Linked DNA regions of Homo sapiens: region 2 is linked to region 1. The links are chromatin loops, found by intact Hi-C in ENCODE. Cell type or tissue: Calu3. All regions are shown on one strand.

Region 1 (8,000 bases):
CTCTCATCACAGGTATTTGGAGGGGATTTTTTTGTCACACTATCAATAAAACAGTATACAAATGCTTCACTTAAACAAAACACACTTATGAATGTTAGATGTTTCTGGCAATAGTAAATAAATAATCTATTTAAATAGAACTGATATGTTATTTTTCTAATATTCAACTAATTTGTATATAAAATACTTAAAAAATGAAAATAATATTTTTGCTAGGTCAACATGAGCAACTTAATGTACTGAAAGAGTCATCTATCTGAGTATTTATAATCTTCTTGTTTCTTCATAGACTTTAAAGAAGTTTCTTGCCATTTTTACAGCACAATTTTAAAATTTAGAAATAGCTCAACTTAGTTTAGTTTCTCCTGGCTAATCCTTGTGCTGCTTTCATGAATTCATGAGTTAAAAGAATCCTGTAATTTTTTTAAAGCCATATTTTCCTTTTCAGAGTCACTCCAAGGATTTTCTTCATTCGATTTCCATTCCTCCAGAAGACAGCAAAAACCCAGAAACTGTAACAACATTTAAACCTCAAGATTTAGTCCTTTTAGAATATTCCACTCAAAAGGTTTCTATTTGGTATAAATTACCCCTTTCCTTGCACTCATGATCAAATTCTTCCTCTATTCCTCAAGATACAGTATACCTGTTATAACAAAAATAGATTTCTTGAAGTACTACCAATTTAAAAAGACTTTGAAATATATAAACTTGGAGAAAATACAGAGGGATGATTAAGACTGTCATCTTTCATTGCTGCTTTATGTCCCCCATTAGAGAAAAGTGATTTGCTTTTCCAGACTATGTTCCTGAAAATTCTAGGATTCTTTGGAGTATTCTAGGGTCTCCATAGATGTTTGGTTTGAATGTCTATCACAATTTTTGTGCTACTCCAAATAAAGGTTATGTCATCCACTGTTTTATATTTGAACTTTTCATAATTGTTCTGTTGATTAGTAAGTTACGTCTTGGAATTTAGGTTTTGTTTTTGATATTTAAAGCAGCCCAAATATACTCTGAATAAAATTGTGCAAGTAAGTCTATCACCTCAGGATGTATGTCCTGTGCTGAACTAAATTTCAGGTGTTTACTAATAACACAAAGTGAAAGCAGGAAAGAGTAAAATGTGTTTGAACAGTCACTGTATACCACAGAGACAAACATTAGTTATTGGCAATACCAGGATTTTTCAAAACAGAACTGAATAATTTCTTATAAACAAATGTACTGGCTGCCCCAAGGTAAGATATTGCTGCAGAGAGTTTAAATGAGATAAGATCTCTCTTCCCTTCTCCCCACATCTGCCTGCTGATTAAAAAAAACAAAAAACAAAAAAACAATAAACAATTTTATAATAGAACTCCAGTTGGCAATGTAGACTCATGATGTTATGCTTACAATAGCGGAAAATGAAGTTCACCAAATATGGTTTCAATAGACGAAGCAAAATAAATTTAACTCTCAAACTTCAATAAATATTTGTCAGAGAAGGATCCTCAGATGACGGAGATTTTCTTTGTGACATCTTTAAGTAGCTTACAGTGTTTTAAGATTCATTTAAAAATATTTTCCAGAAAACCTTGAAGAATTATGCTGGATAAGAAATCCATATATTGATTCCCTCTAAACACTTTCCAGTTTAGAAATGGAAGCACGTGCCAGATATTGTTAGTGAAACAACTTTCAAACAAATAATTTTTACTATTTCTTTTGCACCAAGACTTTTGCAGGCCTGTATAGCACATTATTAAAAACGGCTGTATTTTGAATCAAACTCTTTTCAATGCTGTGCAATTAAAAATATACAAAAATAAAGTGGACATTAATGGATATAATATTCCAACTGTCATCCATAACTTTGACTTCAAAATACACCTATACTTACTGAGTGAAATTTTAAGAGTGGATCTTCCTTACACAAATACAGACTTAATACCTCTTGGAATACTTGTCTTCTACAGAATTTAGTTTAGGAAATGCTGTAGTTTTAGAATAAAACCACTGAAAGAGTTAAGAATACAGGTCAACCAATAAAGAAAAAGTTTAATGGGTAGGATTAGTAAGAATTTATTGAAGCCTATGGTACCAGTAAGCCATAGAGTATTTAGCTGCTGTACACAGAAAAGGCTCTGGTGATTAAAATTAAAAGTAATTAAATTAAATGTTTCATATCTTTCTGGGAAATACTCACTTTCAGGTTATTCTTATATGATAAATATGCTACATGTTAATTTTTTTCCTTAGGATCAGTGGCCTACAGTTTTAAACATATGTTTGGTTTCCAATCTGTAATAATAGATTTAGTACTCTCAAAAAATTTATTATGAAAATTTTCACTTCCAGTAAAAACACATATAATTTATTTCTACCCAATTTCTACTTGGTATTTACATTTGAAAATTATTCTAATATTTTGTGACATTTAATTTTCCAGGTTGAACACATAAGATGCAGACAAACCTAATGTGCTCATGACATAAATATTTGCAAATATGAAATTCTAGATCAAAATGATCAAAACAATCTGCCATGCCACTTTTGTTTTTAAAAGTTCAATGTGAAGAATTCTTTAAAAATTTTTCATATTTTCGATCCCTATTAGTCCATTATGAACATCCCTAAACTAATGATATGAAAACATCTCTAGTACCCTCTAATAAATTTACATCAAAGTAAATGGGCACAGTAATCTGAGAGTCAGGAGGCTGGATTCTAGGGTTAGTTCTGTCATGCACTTGCAAAGTGTCTTTGGGTACAGCACAAAGCTTCTCAGAGGTCCAGACTAACTGGCTAGCTCAAGTCCTCTCCAGTAAGGACTAGAGATTTGTTTCTACAGATGCACTTAAGGTATTATTCAGGTTAATGACCATGCTTAAATGAGCAATTTTATTGTCTCACTATTCTAGTTCAATAGAAAGTTACCTGATAACATGCAAGTTCAGAGGGTTAACATTTTTCTACTGTGAATATCAGGAGAAACTAAAATAGATTTAGGCATTACAGATGGGATTATGTCATCACACTCGGCAAACACAGTTTCCTTTCTCTGGCTTTCAAAATTACAGACCTGGGTTTATATCAGCAATTTACAGCACTTCCCATTGAGAGCTAGGCTTGAGTAGGTAACCATGGGTACCACCCACTGCTTGTAAATAGTGAAGATCTAGATAAAACATGTCTGACCACCTTCCCTGTGACATAAGAGAACACTAGACTACCCCTCAGAGTTATTTTCTCTGAGAGAAAACACCAAATGCTCTAATCATAACATTTTAAAATGCTCTTTACTTCTAACCCTGAACAAGTAAATTCTAAGAATGTTTTTGTTAAAATCATTACCATTACCATTCAAAAGCATTTGAATTTTTAGGTTGTGAAAAAAATATTCTTCAAACAAATGCCAATGAATTTTCTGATGGGACAATTCATTTAAACCTTTGTTACACCCATTTTTAGACCCTGAGGCCCTTCCTCAATATTGTATTCTTTATATATTCAGGTAGTACATACAAAACATTATCAATAATTTTGGAAAATAATACAGAATAGAAAACAGAAAGACCCGCGATACGCTTGTAGTAATTTAACAGATGATAAATAAAGTAATCCTAATAAATAGGAACTGGATAGATTACTCATTTAATTGATTGGCATATTTTGATATTTAGTTTTTATATTATAGAAACTCTCATTCCATATATTAGATAAAAATGTAGAATTATAGTTGAATAAAAAATAATTAAAAATACAGATGTGTATTTAATCTCAGGTTATACAATTTTTTAAATCTTAAGACAACGGAATATTATAGAGGAAAATACCAGTAGACCTAACTACATAAAATCCTATATATTGAAAACATATCGAATTAGAAAAAAATTAAGATAAATGGAGAACTGGGAAAAATACCTGCAACAAACCTGACAAAAAGTTTTACTGTTCATGACTGATAAATGTCTTAAAAATTTTTTTAATTACAAAAATTTATTCACATAAGTTAGTAGATTCATACAAATAAATCTAATGCCCTACAAAAAATGGCAAAGACATAATTCAATTCAAAGAAATACAAATTATTAGTAAATATATAAAAATGTTCAATATCATTAGTTATCAAATACAAATTAAAACAAAAATATCCTATCACTCACTAGCTGTATGTTAACTTGGGAAGGCTAGTAACAGTCTGTTAGTTTTCTCATCTATAAATTAACAATAGTTTCTATTTGTTAAGGTCGTCATGAGGCCTGTGTGAGTCAGTACAGTGCAGTGCATGATGCATGAGTGCTCAACAAATATTAGCTGCTATAGTTGCTACTTTATTTTTGCCTGGAAAATGACAAAAATAAAACTGATAATATTCAACGCTGATTTGAGTTTATACTCTCATATACCACTTATACAATTATGAAGTCATTCATGTTTTCTAAGAATTATTTTGGTAAGATTATCAGGAAATTTAAAAGGTCCAATCCTTTGATCCAGGAATTTCACTTCTAGTAATCTATCATAAGGAAACAACTAGATAGATGGATAAATATTTACATACAAGAATATCCACTATCACTATTTATAACCTAAATAAAGAACAAAATGGAATGGTTAAGTGAATAAAGGTACAGTTAGATGTATAATGTGTATTATGAAGCTATTACAAATCATGTTTTTAAGGACTACATAATATACTATAAAATGATAAGTAACAATATTAGAATAATCTCAATTTTGCTAAATTATTAATATGTATATACAAAGAAAAAGGGCAGGATGAAAAGGTAGTGATATATTAACAGTAGTTATCTCTAGGATGTAAGTTTTATTCTATTCTTTATTTTTCTATATTTTCGTAATTTTCTAACAGTAGCATTTCTTTCATAATGAGTAAACTGAAGAAACTTTAAAAGTTGAGAAAAATAAGCCCAGTAATTAAAAAATGTATCAACTTTGATATATTCATCAATTTCTGAAAACCTTTTCAATAACTTATGCAAATATGTAAAATCACAAACACTGAAATTGAAGAAACTTTATAAATTAGGTCACCCATTTGTTCTTTAGATTTCTGTTCCACAGAGCTAGTATGCAAAACCTAGCTGGTATGCAAAAAATCGGGTGGTAAGTATGTACACTCAGTTGCTAAGACTTATTTATGATGATCAGTGATTAAAAAAACAATTATATTCTTTAGCCGTTATTAATCCAAAGAGTAAAAATGAATATTTTCAGGAACAATAATTTTTACATGGTATTTAAATTTCAATGGTACAAACTATTAGTCCATAAACAAACCACATTATTATTGAAATTTTTAGTTTTTTTCCGGGCTTATAGAGTAAGGCCAGATAGGCTCGGTGTGTACATATGTGTGCACAGGCACACGCATTTGAGTGTGGTTGAGTGGAATGGTTTCCGCTTACTTTGTATTATTTATGTCTTTTAAAAAATATACCATAGCTACTACTACTTCCACTATTACTAATATAATTTATTAAGAGCTTAGTTCTTACAGTACTTCTTAAATCCTATTATGAAGTATAATCTAATATCCTCACTTTAGGGATGAGGAAACAGCCATAAAGCGGTGAAAAAACCTGTGTAAGGCTACTCAGCTTGTAGGTAGCAGGGCTGGGATCTGGACCCTAGCCATTTAGCTCCAGGATCGAAGTTCTTAATCACCACACAATATAACTTCACATATTATCAACTACTATGAATAAAAATGCAATATAAGATGGCAAGCATCAAAATCACTCAGGACATTCTAGGTTGCAAAAGCACTCTAGAATACTGCAGATCATAGAATCTGAAGTGATTTTTAGAACTAAGAAAAACAAACAAGAAGCAAAAAAGTAAAATTAGTTTCTCTAAAGGTTCTTTAGAGTGTGTATACAGAAAGTGAGGTACGGTGGGCACAGTTGCAAAAGTGTGTATTTCAGGAGAAAGTGTTTGAAGCTAGGGGTTGGAAGGCCTGAATCTTAGCTCTGGTTTAATTTAATTTAATCTAATGAATAGCTTGACTTAGGAAAATTACTTAAGAAGGTAAGATACCTTCTCTTATCTTCTGTGTAGGATTGAGAATAAATGAGAATACAGAAAAGAAACAAGGGCCGGGCGCGGTGGCTCACGCCTGTAATCCCAGCACTTTGGGAGGCCGAGGCGGGCGGATCACGAGGTCAGGAGATCGAGACCACGGTGAAACCCCGTCTCTACTAAAAATACAAAAAATTAGCTGGGCGCAGTGGCGGGCGCCTGTAGTCCCAGCTACTCGGGAGGCTGAGGCAGGAGAATGGCGTGAACCTGGGAGGCGGAGCTTGCAGTGAGCGGAGATCGCGCCACAGCACTCCCGCCTGGGCGACAGAACGAGACTCCGTCTCAAAAAAAAAAAAAAAAAAAAAAGAAAAGAAAAGAAACAAATCACCAATGAAAACCAATATGCCAAAGAGAGTACTGTTGTTAACCACTGAGTGGGGACGGATGGTGTGTGTCTCCACAGCACACATGAATGTGGTGTTCACAGGTGTGTGGCAGGTGACTGATGTTTATGCCATTCTCCCTGTGTACTTCCTACTCCAGGAGCTACTACAATTCAAAGCATTGTTTGTACTCTTCTCCTTCTTCCCCAGCTAACATGGCTTTAAGTATTCCTTTCTTCTATCACTTTAAATAATTCCTAAGGTGAAAAATTCACTTACAATTCTTTATATAATGAATTATATTCCTGAAATTGATCATGTCATTTGGTATAAAATTATTTCAGAAGTCATAAAGTAGACAGAAAGATGACTCGCTAAAAGCAGATTTTTAAATATAGTATCTGAATTATGTTTCCATGTAAACTATTAACAATATCAAATTATTGGTAAATGGATATATATATACACATTGTTATGGGTATTCTAAATTAGATGTTACATTTAAATATATACCAAAAACTCTAGATTTGGGATGACATGCTATGAAGACAAAATCTCTATGCTTCATAAATATAAACTAGTTGTTCATTGGCATTTTAATTTATGAAGTACATTTTACATTGGAGGCAAGTCAGTTCAGCCTTTCTGTATGAAAATATAGGTGTCAATCTATGATTACTATAAAAGCAGTCCACATACCTTTTCTCTTGTTAGGAGCTGCAGCTCAAAGCCAAGGTGGCAAAGTGTCCCCACTGCAGCTTAAAGTACCATGTCAGGTCCTCAGAGTGGACCTTAGGGAAGTGAACATCAGCATCCCCAATCATGGTAAGTTTCTACCATGAGCTCCCTTTTTTTTTTTTTTTTAGCAGCTTGAGGTATGTGGGAGCCAAGACAGGGTGGCCGCGTTATTGACACACACAGTCTACAAATCCATCCCATTTTAATGAGATAATTTTTAACTTTAAAAGGAAGATTTATGTATTATATACCCTGAAACCTGTGTCACCCTGGTCATGCAATTCATGATATAAAAAAGCATAGGTAGCCTGGGCGCTGTGGCTCATACCTGTAATCCCAGCACTTTGCGAGGCCGAGGTGGGTGGATCACCTGAGGTCAGGAGTTCAAGGCCAGCCTGGCCAACATGGCGAAGTTCTACTAAAAATTACAAAAATTAGGCTGGGCGAGGTGGCTCACGCCTGTAATCCCAGCACTTTGGGAGGCTGAGGCAGGCAGATCATGAGGTCAGGAGATCGAGACCATCCTGGCTAACATGGTGAAACCCCGTCTCTACTAAAAAACACACACAAAATTAGCCAGGCGTGATGGCGGGTGCCTGTAGTCCCAGCTACTCAGGAGGCTGAGATAGGAGAATGGCGTGAATCCGGGAGGCGGAGCTTGCAGTGAGCCGAGTTCGCGCCACTGCATTCCAGCCTGGGTGACAGAGTGAGACTCCGTCTCAAAAAAAAAAAGAAAAAAAAATTATTACAAAAATTAGTTGGGCATGGTGGCAGGTGCCTGTAATCACAGCTACTCAGGAGGCTGAGGTAGGGAGAACTGCTCGAACCTGGGAGGTAGAAGTTGCAGTG
Region 2 (8,000 bases), 260 kb before region 1:
TCCCAGACTATTGCCATTTGGGGTATGTGCCTGCCCAGTGACCCAGGGTACACTGAGGGGCTTCGCTGGGTTGGCCCAGAGTGGCCCTCACACAGACTGCGGTCTCCGGGGGCTGCCTGGCCACCCTCCTCCCCTTCCTTCCCAGACAGCAAGAGCAGACCACCTAGAGAAATGCTCACAGCCCAGCCCAAAAGAAATTGCTGCAAGCCTAATTCACAAAGGCCATGGGCTGGGCTAAGGGCAAGTGGGGACAAAAGCAATGGAAGCTTTGTGCATTTTAGGATTCAAAGCCATCAACCAATGCTCAAAGAACTCCTGTGCTCATCAGCCCCCACACTTGAGCTGCACAGCAGAGAAAGACACTGAGGTGCAGAGAGGAGCCTCATGTTCTGGCCCATGAGGAAGTCAAAGCAGAAAGAACCCAGGTGTCCCCTCCACAGCACAGGACTCTTTTTGGGGCCAGCACCGCCCTCCAAGGAAGAACATGGCTGGGGAGTGGAAAACTGTTCTGGGCGGCACAGCTCCTCTCTGAGAGCACAATCTAGAAGAAGCTGGAATTTGTTTTCTTTTTTTCCCTTTGTCTCCCTAATAATTTACCCCTAGAGGAAACTTTTACAAATATGAATTACGTAATGCGCACAACAAAGTGTGCATTGGGTGATGCAAAATCCCTTCGTTGCCATGGGGGTATGTTTGCTTGAGTACAAACAGGAGCATGATCGGGGACGGCTCTGTGTGTGGGTCTGTGTGTGTCTGTGTGAGTGGCCGTCCCACAGCGGGCCCAGCACTATGATCTCTGAACCATTGTGCTGGCTTAACAGTTTACCCATTTCTCCATTCCACCGTGTGCTTGCTGGGCTACAGTTTTCTGCATTATGATGTGTTCTGCTGCACCTTAAAAACTGTTTTCTTTAGACAGGGTGTTTGCTGTTTTATATGGGGCTATTGAAACCAGCCCACATGTAGGCCTTGGAAAGTAGTTTTGATTCCCAGGGAGAGGGAAGTGTACCAACTGAGGCAGCTTTCCCAGAGGTTGTGGGGAGAGGGGGCTTTTCAGGTAAGACCTGCTAAAGACACCTGGACACTTTCCCTTGTCATTTCCAGGAACATCTTAAATCAGTTTGAACATCTGCAAGGCTTTGAGGATGGTCAAGTCAGGGCCTGGTGGGGAGGCTGGAGGAGGGAAGAAGCCCAGATGTCCAGCCTTAAAAGTCCTCTGTCTTAACTCTTGGAAGATGCCCCCAATCCAGCCAGGCCCACTCCTGCCTGCTTCTACCACCTGTTTTAGTACCAAGGTTTTAAATTTAGTTCAGTGTTCATAGAGCAGGGGCAGCTGAGTATGGAGCAGGGCAGGGAACGGTGGAGAGACCAGGGTGTTGCTTTTTTTTCAGACAGGAGGCCTGGCTTTTGTCGGGTGTGAGGAGGGACCCAGGTGTTTTTAGGCAGCCCCCAGAGCAGGCCTGGCTGTCTGGAGTGGATTTCAATTCTCATTTGCCAAACTACACTTTCAAGAGGTGTCAGATATCGAAAACCTCTCCCCCAAGCCAAAGCAAGCATTTGGGGAAGGAGAGGCACAGAAGGGGCTGCGGACGGTAGGAGAATATGCTGGCTTTTAAATTGGGAAAGAGAAATGTTCCTTCACATAGTGTTCCACGATGGGTATTTGTTTTTAAAATAATTGGTTAAGCTGTTCATAAAACCAGGTAAGTCTATTCTGCATTGCAAAGAAGACTGGGCAGAGCCTGGTCTTCCTGGCACAGGTGGGATTTTTGTAAACCAGAGCTTTACAAGACAAGGGCAGGGGCTGTGTCCTGGTGACCTGAGATGACCCACTTCTTAAGGGAAACCCAGAGGAGGAGAAGGAGGGAACGGCAAGAAAAGGTGTGAGGGAAGCATTGGAAGGAATGGAGGAAGGAGAGAAAGAGGAGAAGAAGGGAAGAGAAGGAGAAGAGGGAGAGGATGAAGGAAAGCAGGCGTGAGCACAAGTTTCTAACTCTGGGGTCTCAGGCCCCTCACCTGTATGAAGGACGAGGCTGGCAGAGCTTGGGAGCCCCAGGCTGTCTCAGCACCTCCATCCTTAAGCATCAATAACTTCATTGACAGTTGCCCCCTCTATAGGGTTCAGCATTCTCTCTAGTGACTCATGAAAGCATAAAATCAAGACATTCTGGGAAGCCAAGGGAATCTGGTTTAAAATGTGTGTTTGGGGAATGGAAAGCATTAGAAGAATGCTTGTGTCTGGACTATTCTGTTGTTTTCATCCTCTGTTTTCTCTTCAAATTAATGGATGAGTCATGGTCGTCTTTAGGCCTGTGAAATGCCTCCACAGGGGGTGTTGGGGGAGCTGGGATCTGACAGTCGCATTTGCTCCGGCTTTTTGGACTGTTCAGACCTGTGGCTGTTTTCCTCTTCCTCTTTCTATGTGTCTCCAGAGAAAGGATCTTTCCCATTAATAAGCAACACAACTTGAATGTGTTTCTCCTCCCTCCTCCTACCACCAGGACTAGACCGCCCACCTTGAATAAAACCCAGCCAAGTTACAGGATTTGCAGGCCAGGTTCCCCTGGATCTCTGCATGGTGCAGAATCTGGGAGGCCAGTTCCCATCTAGTTGAAGCCCTTCCTTTGCCCCACACACCTTTGATTCATCCCCCAGTGTCTGCCTTTTGTCAGTTCCCCAAACCAAGGGCACCCCTTCAGAGTGCACAGAAATAGCTTGTCAACCATCACAGGGTTAAAGAACAAGGTACAGCAGAGCCCCATTTTGCCGAGGTGCCTTCCCTCTTTTCTCCCTGCAGGTGGGCCCCTCCCTTCTCTTGCACTTCAAGGACTCCGCTCCTCCAGGGCCCACTGTTCAGCCTCCTTGGCCCTGCCCTGCTAAGCCTGCTCTGGCCCCACACAGCGCTGAGCCCCTGGGACTTTCACAAGCCAGCCATGCCCCATGATTATCTCTTGAGGGAGTCCTTCTTTCCTCTGCCTCCATAAAACCAGCTGTTCCTGAATGCTGGCGTTAGGAATGTGATATGTGATAATAAAAGGGACGAGAAAGAGAGAAGAGGGAGCATCTCATCTGAAGAGCTCTGCCAGCCTTCCCAAAGCCCTTTGCAGTTCCTACCCCTGCCGACAGATGGCTAAGTGACATCCTTGACTTGCTGTGCCGCCACCACCCTCACCCTGCCTCCAGCGTCCCTGGGGAAAGAGACCAAGACTTCTTTCATGGAGTGCCTACTATGCACCTAGAGTTTTTCATTATGCCCCAGGAACCCTGCCATTGAATCAGGAAACCGCTGAGGTTCAGGGAGGTTACTAAGCAGCCCAAGGTCACCTACCCAGAGAGGGGGCAAGCCAGATTCACTTCTGGATTCATCAACCTTCCAAGCAGGAGCTGACTGCCTCCTGGGCCCCAGAAACATCTTCCCAACCTCTAACTCATTTTTCTTCTTCCGGAAGACAGAACTGGCAGCATCCACGGCCCACTGCTCTCAGAGTCCTGGCCCACGGGCTCAGTCTTGAAACTACATCTTAGCTTGAGGCCAAGCGGTCTCCTGTGCCCAGATGAGACCTGCTGGGGAGGGAGTGGCAGAGAGGGCTGGAGAGCTAAGCCTGCCCCATCCCCCGTACCCGCATTTCCCCCTCTCTCCCCATCCCAGCCAACGTCCAAAATGCCTGAGTTTGTTGTGCCAAAATTAGGCAAAGAACATTTATACCTTATTACCAAGCCACATAGCAACAACTATGCAAATGATTAATTATGCATCAGATAACCTTCGCTGTACGTTTGATTTAATTACAACACTAAAATTCCAAATACATATATTCCATCTTTATAGATTCTTGCTTGTTGACTATGGTCATTTACTCAAAATAAATTGAGGGAACATTGTTTATACATGCCAGTTTCAAAGCCAGTAGAGAAAAGCTGATGTTTATGTAAGATGTGATTATAAAATAATGACTGTGTTTTTTCAGCAAACAGAGTAGGACTCCAAAGACATTCCACTGGAAGGCTCCATCCAATTCCAGTGGAGTTGCCATCGCTCAAGTTCCTTGTGGCATCTCTTTTGGAATTGCCTTCAGAGTCCATTTGTGTGGGCCACATGGAAAAAAAAATAAACCACTCCGTCCCACCTCGTTATTGACCAAAAAATTTCATTACCCAGTTTGATTACTCACCTAATTCACTGGGATTGGCTTCAAATGATTTTCAGTTGCTTCTAAATATCAGATCAACCCTGAAATGATGAGAGTTAGCAGGCTTTGAAGGACATTTCCAAGTACACTGAGCAGGCTCTGAGAACAATCCCAACAGAGTCAGGATCCAGGCAGCGTTGGCGGCGAAGTCAGTTTTGAGCTGAACCTTGAAGGATGAGAAAGCTCTGAGTGACCATATGAGCGCTCTTCAATGTACCAAGTGCTTTTTCCACCTAGCCCTTCTTTGGAGTCTCGCAGCAGTGGGAGGTGTTGTGATGATCACGCAATGGTAGGTGAGGGATTTAAAGGCCAGAGGGAAATCATTCATCCCAGTCCCATAGCTAGAAGACAAATAACAGGGCTGGAACTTGAAATCAAGGCTTTGTGTGCCTGCATGCATAGTGTCCACCTTCCCCCAATGTCCTGCAGGATCTCAGGAGGCAGAAGCCAGTGAGTAGGCTGGGCTGCCTGAAAGAGAGGAGTCCTGTAAACAAGAGGAGGAAGGCAAGGCCAAGGTGGTAGTTTGGGCTGGATTCTGGGAAGCTGTTGGTGCCAGGTTAAAGAGCATGACAGAGATTGAATGCTGTAGCTCCTGGGCACAGACCAGTGGTGGGGACAGCATGGGACCCCCCAACATTGTTGGCTCTTTCCAGACCTGGACAACAAGGGGTTCTGAGATGCCCCAACATGGTGAACACTGCAGGCTGCTTCACTAAACATCTGCCTAAACCAGCCTCTCTGACTTTCCCAAATATGAGGGGTTGGTTCTCTGCAGCCAGAGTTACCTGCTAATGGCGCAGGTATAGCAAATGGCAGCCTCACATGTGGCAGGAAAGATGGCAGCGAGCAACATGAGTGGTGGCCAAGTGTGGGTACATTGGATCCCCTGGGGACATGTTTGTTTTTTCTGGAACCATCCTGACTGGTTCCCAACATCATGGGTGTAGAGTTTCTGCTGAAATTGTCCTGTGGTGTGGTTGGGTATTTGTCTAGTCTGCATTGTTTTTGGTTGGGCAGCATCCTGGCTTGGTTCCTGGGCCTCCCAAGAAACTTTGCAAACTCCCACATACTCTGTAATAAACTCATTTTCATGTCAATAGCTAGAGTAGACTCTGTTGTCTGCAATTAAGCACTTTGTTCAATCCATCCTTCCGTACATTGCACAGATGTATTCTTTTCTTTAAACAATTTATTCAACATCTACTAGTATCAAGTTTTGTGTTTTGACTTGCATTTTTCTTGTTTAATACAACAACTGCCTTGTGACATAGTACCTACTAAGAGAGGAGTACACTGAAGCTCAGAGAGGTTAAGAAACATAACTCAAGCTGCAGAGCCAGATTTGGGCAGATTTTCAAGTTGTCTACCATTTTCCCATGACCTAAAGGTCTGAGAAAAGGATGCACTGGTGAAGGAACAAAGGTGTGTGTGTCTTTTTAAAGACAGGAGGTCCAGCGGGCCAGAGCGTTTTGAGAGGCCCTGACTGCACAACCTCAGGACAGATTTGATAATGAGAAACTGAGGCAAGGACCAGAGAGAAGGCTAATTTGGGCCCTTGTCCTCATTAGGTGCACCCTATCTTTGGGTGTGCCTTGCTTACTAATGGTGATGGATTCTGTAAAATGAGGCCAGATTCCTGTAAATTGAGATATGATTTTAAAGACACTTCGACAGCTCACTATTCACAAGACTACTGCAGAACCTCCTTTTATCATGGGAAGAAGCCTTTTGTGATCATACTGTCTTCTCTGCTTTCCTTTGTAATTCAAGATTTTCACAGATGGAGTCAGTGCACAGTGGGGTCCACCTTCCTTCTCTGCAGCCTCACCAAGGCTTCCCAGTGCTCTCCGGGCAAAAGGTTAAGGCAAGAGGAAGGGGAGTGTTTTAGTTCCAAAAATATCCCCTCTCTTTGAAGCAGGTGAATTCTTTCTATGCTTAGTTCTTTGGAACAAGGGTTGAAAGCCCAGGGCTCAATCCTTTCTTGTTGCAGAGAAATGGTTTGATCAGGGCTAGTCTCCATTTCTCAGCAACAAGGAACTGAAAACATGGAGGGCAACGATTTACATCAATGTGTTCAGCCTTCCCACTTCAGGTTCCCTCCATGACTTCTGGTTCCCCCCACGGCTCGAGGCAGGATGCCTCCCCTGCCCAGTGGGAACAGGGTCCCCAGCAGCCAGAGGAGTGCTCCTGGCAGCTCTGGCCTGGGACGGCCCCTAGGAGGCCCCCTCCCAACTCCTCCCCTCCTTAATTTCCTCACCCCCTTCACTCCCTTACCCCCTCATCTCCTTCAGCATCCTCACCTCCTTCACCCCCTTGCTCTCTCACCCCTCACCTTACTTATCTCTTTACCCCACCCTCCACTCCTCCCAAATTCTCCTAGCCCCCTTACACCCCTAATTCCTCTAATGTCTCTTACACTCTCAATCCCCAGCCCCTCAGTTCTTCTCTCCCCCTCCTCTCCCTCAGCCCCCCACCCCTCCCCTCCCTTACACTTCCCCACCATACCCTGCTCCCTTTGCATCCCTGCACCTTCGGCCCTGCACACAGCTGCTTCACCTCATCCGCAACCAGTTCCTTTTAGTAGAGGCTGGTCTGATGAAAACCAACCCAGGCCAATTTTCTGTAGATTCTGGATATGATCATTTCTATTGCAATGAATAGAAAACTTAGCTCAAAAACCGACTTGAACAGTAAGGGAATAACATATTAGAAAATGCAATGGAAAGGCCAGGAGTGGTTCAACTTGCAGGAATGGTTTGATCAGGGCTATGTCTCCATTTCTCTGTGATCTGCCCAGTTCTGTCCTTTTTGATGATTTGGCTTCATTTCATCCTGATTTCTCAGATGGTGGCAAAACAGCTGCAATTGTTCTGGGCCTCACATCCGCATACCACACTGTGGAGTGTGAGAGAGAGAGAGCTCTCCCACCCCACCCCCAAATATTTAACACGAGTCCTGTGCTTCACTCTGATTTAGCCAGCCTCAGACAGACATTATGGCCAGGAGAGTGTCAAGCACTGATGGGCTTGAGCCTAAGTTCCTTCCCATCCCGGAACAAATAAATCACTGTGGCAAGGGGGATGAAACTACATGGACTGGCTTATGGAGCTAGGAGAGGGATGATTTCCACCAAAGCAGCATGCTGCCCTACTGTGGGAGAGGATGGGGGATGGGGTAGGGGTGGGCTGGGAGCCATCACATTGTCTGCCTCCCAGTGACCTGGTCTTTGGTCTTAGGTACAATCTGAGCCTCAGGGCGTCCTAGTGAAAGCATGGCATTTAGATACTGACAGACCCTATTTGGATATCAGATCTGCCACTCTCAGGTTAAGGAAGCTTTAACAAGTTGCTTAATCTCAATGAGCCTCAGTTTTCCCAGCTGTAAACTAGGCATAATTCTTCCTGCCTTTCAGGGAATTAACATATGCAGGAGAGTCTGCATGGTGCCTGGACCCCACATCTGTCCAGATGCCTGGACAACTGATATGTGGTAACAATAATTATGAGAATTTTTAAGCCACAGATCTCAGGAGTAGGCTGTCTGTTCCCCAACCACCCTACCACTGCTGTCTGCTAGAAGCAAAAAGCTCTTTGTGTTGCATTTGAGCCAGAGGCCAGTACAAAGGTTTCAGGTGACCTGCTGAGCTTCTTCTTGTTCTCAAGTTGCTGGTGAGTCAGGGCCCATGGGCATGTGGCTGATCCCCTCATCTGCCCCCGGGCATCCTAGGAGAGCTTGTTCCAGGTAACACACTCAGAGCTGGCAGGCACACGGCTATGAAAAGCTTTTAGTTCGCTAACAAAGTACTAAGCA

What was found. Peaks named below come from ENCODE experiments on the same cell type or tissue, not always from the same donor. Only the 100,000 strongest peaks of a DNase experiment are listed, where the experiment ranks them.
Region 2: a loop joins it to region 1, with 2.6 times the contacts of the local background. A loop is called at or near these places in 4 of 110 quality-filtered maps.

What each region holds. Positions count from the first base shown.
Region 1 is chr6:44,922,509-44,930,508 of GRCh38, forward strand. The region is part of intron 10 of SUPT3H (SPT3 homolog, SAGA and STAGA complex component); the gene reads right to left. Among named protein-coding and RNA genes, the nearest start is that of MIR586, 270 kb to the right of the region's middle. RefSeq lists a silencer at 7,590-7,791. In Calu3, no CTCF peak of the experiment used is centred here; a DNase peak (open chromatin) is centred at 3,123.
Region 2 is chr6:44,665,184-44,673,183 of GRCh38, forward strand. No RefSeq gene overlaps it. Among named protein-coding and RNA genes, the nearest start is that of MIR4642, 230 kb to the left of the region's middle. RefSeq lists enhancers at 1,924-2,432, 3,451-3,958. In Calu3, CTCF peaks have their summits at 3,139 and 3,346; DNase peaks (open chromatin) are centred at 3,138 and 7,888.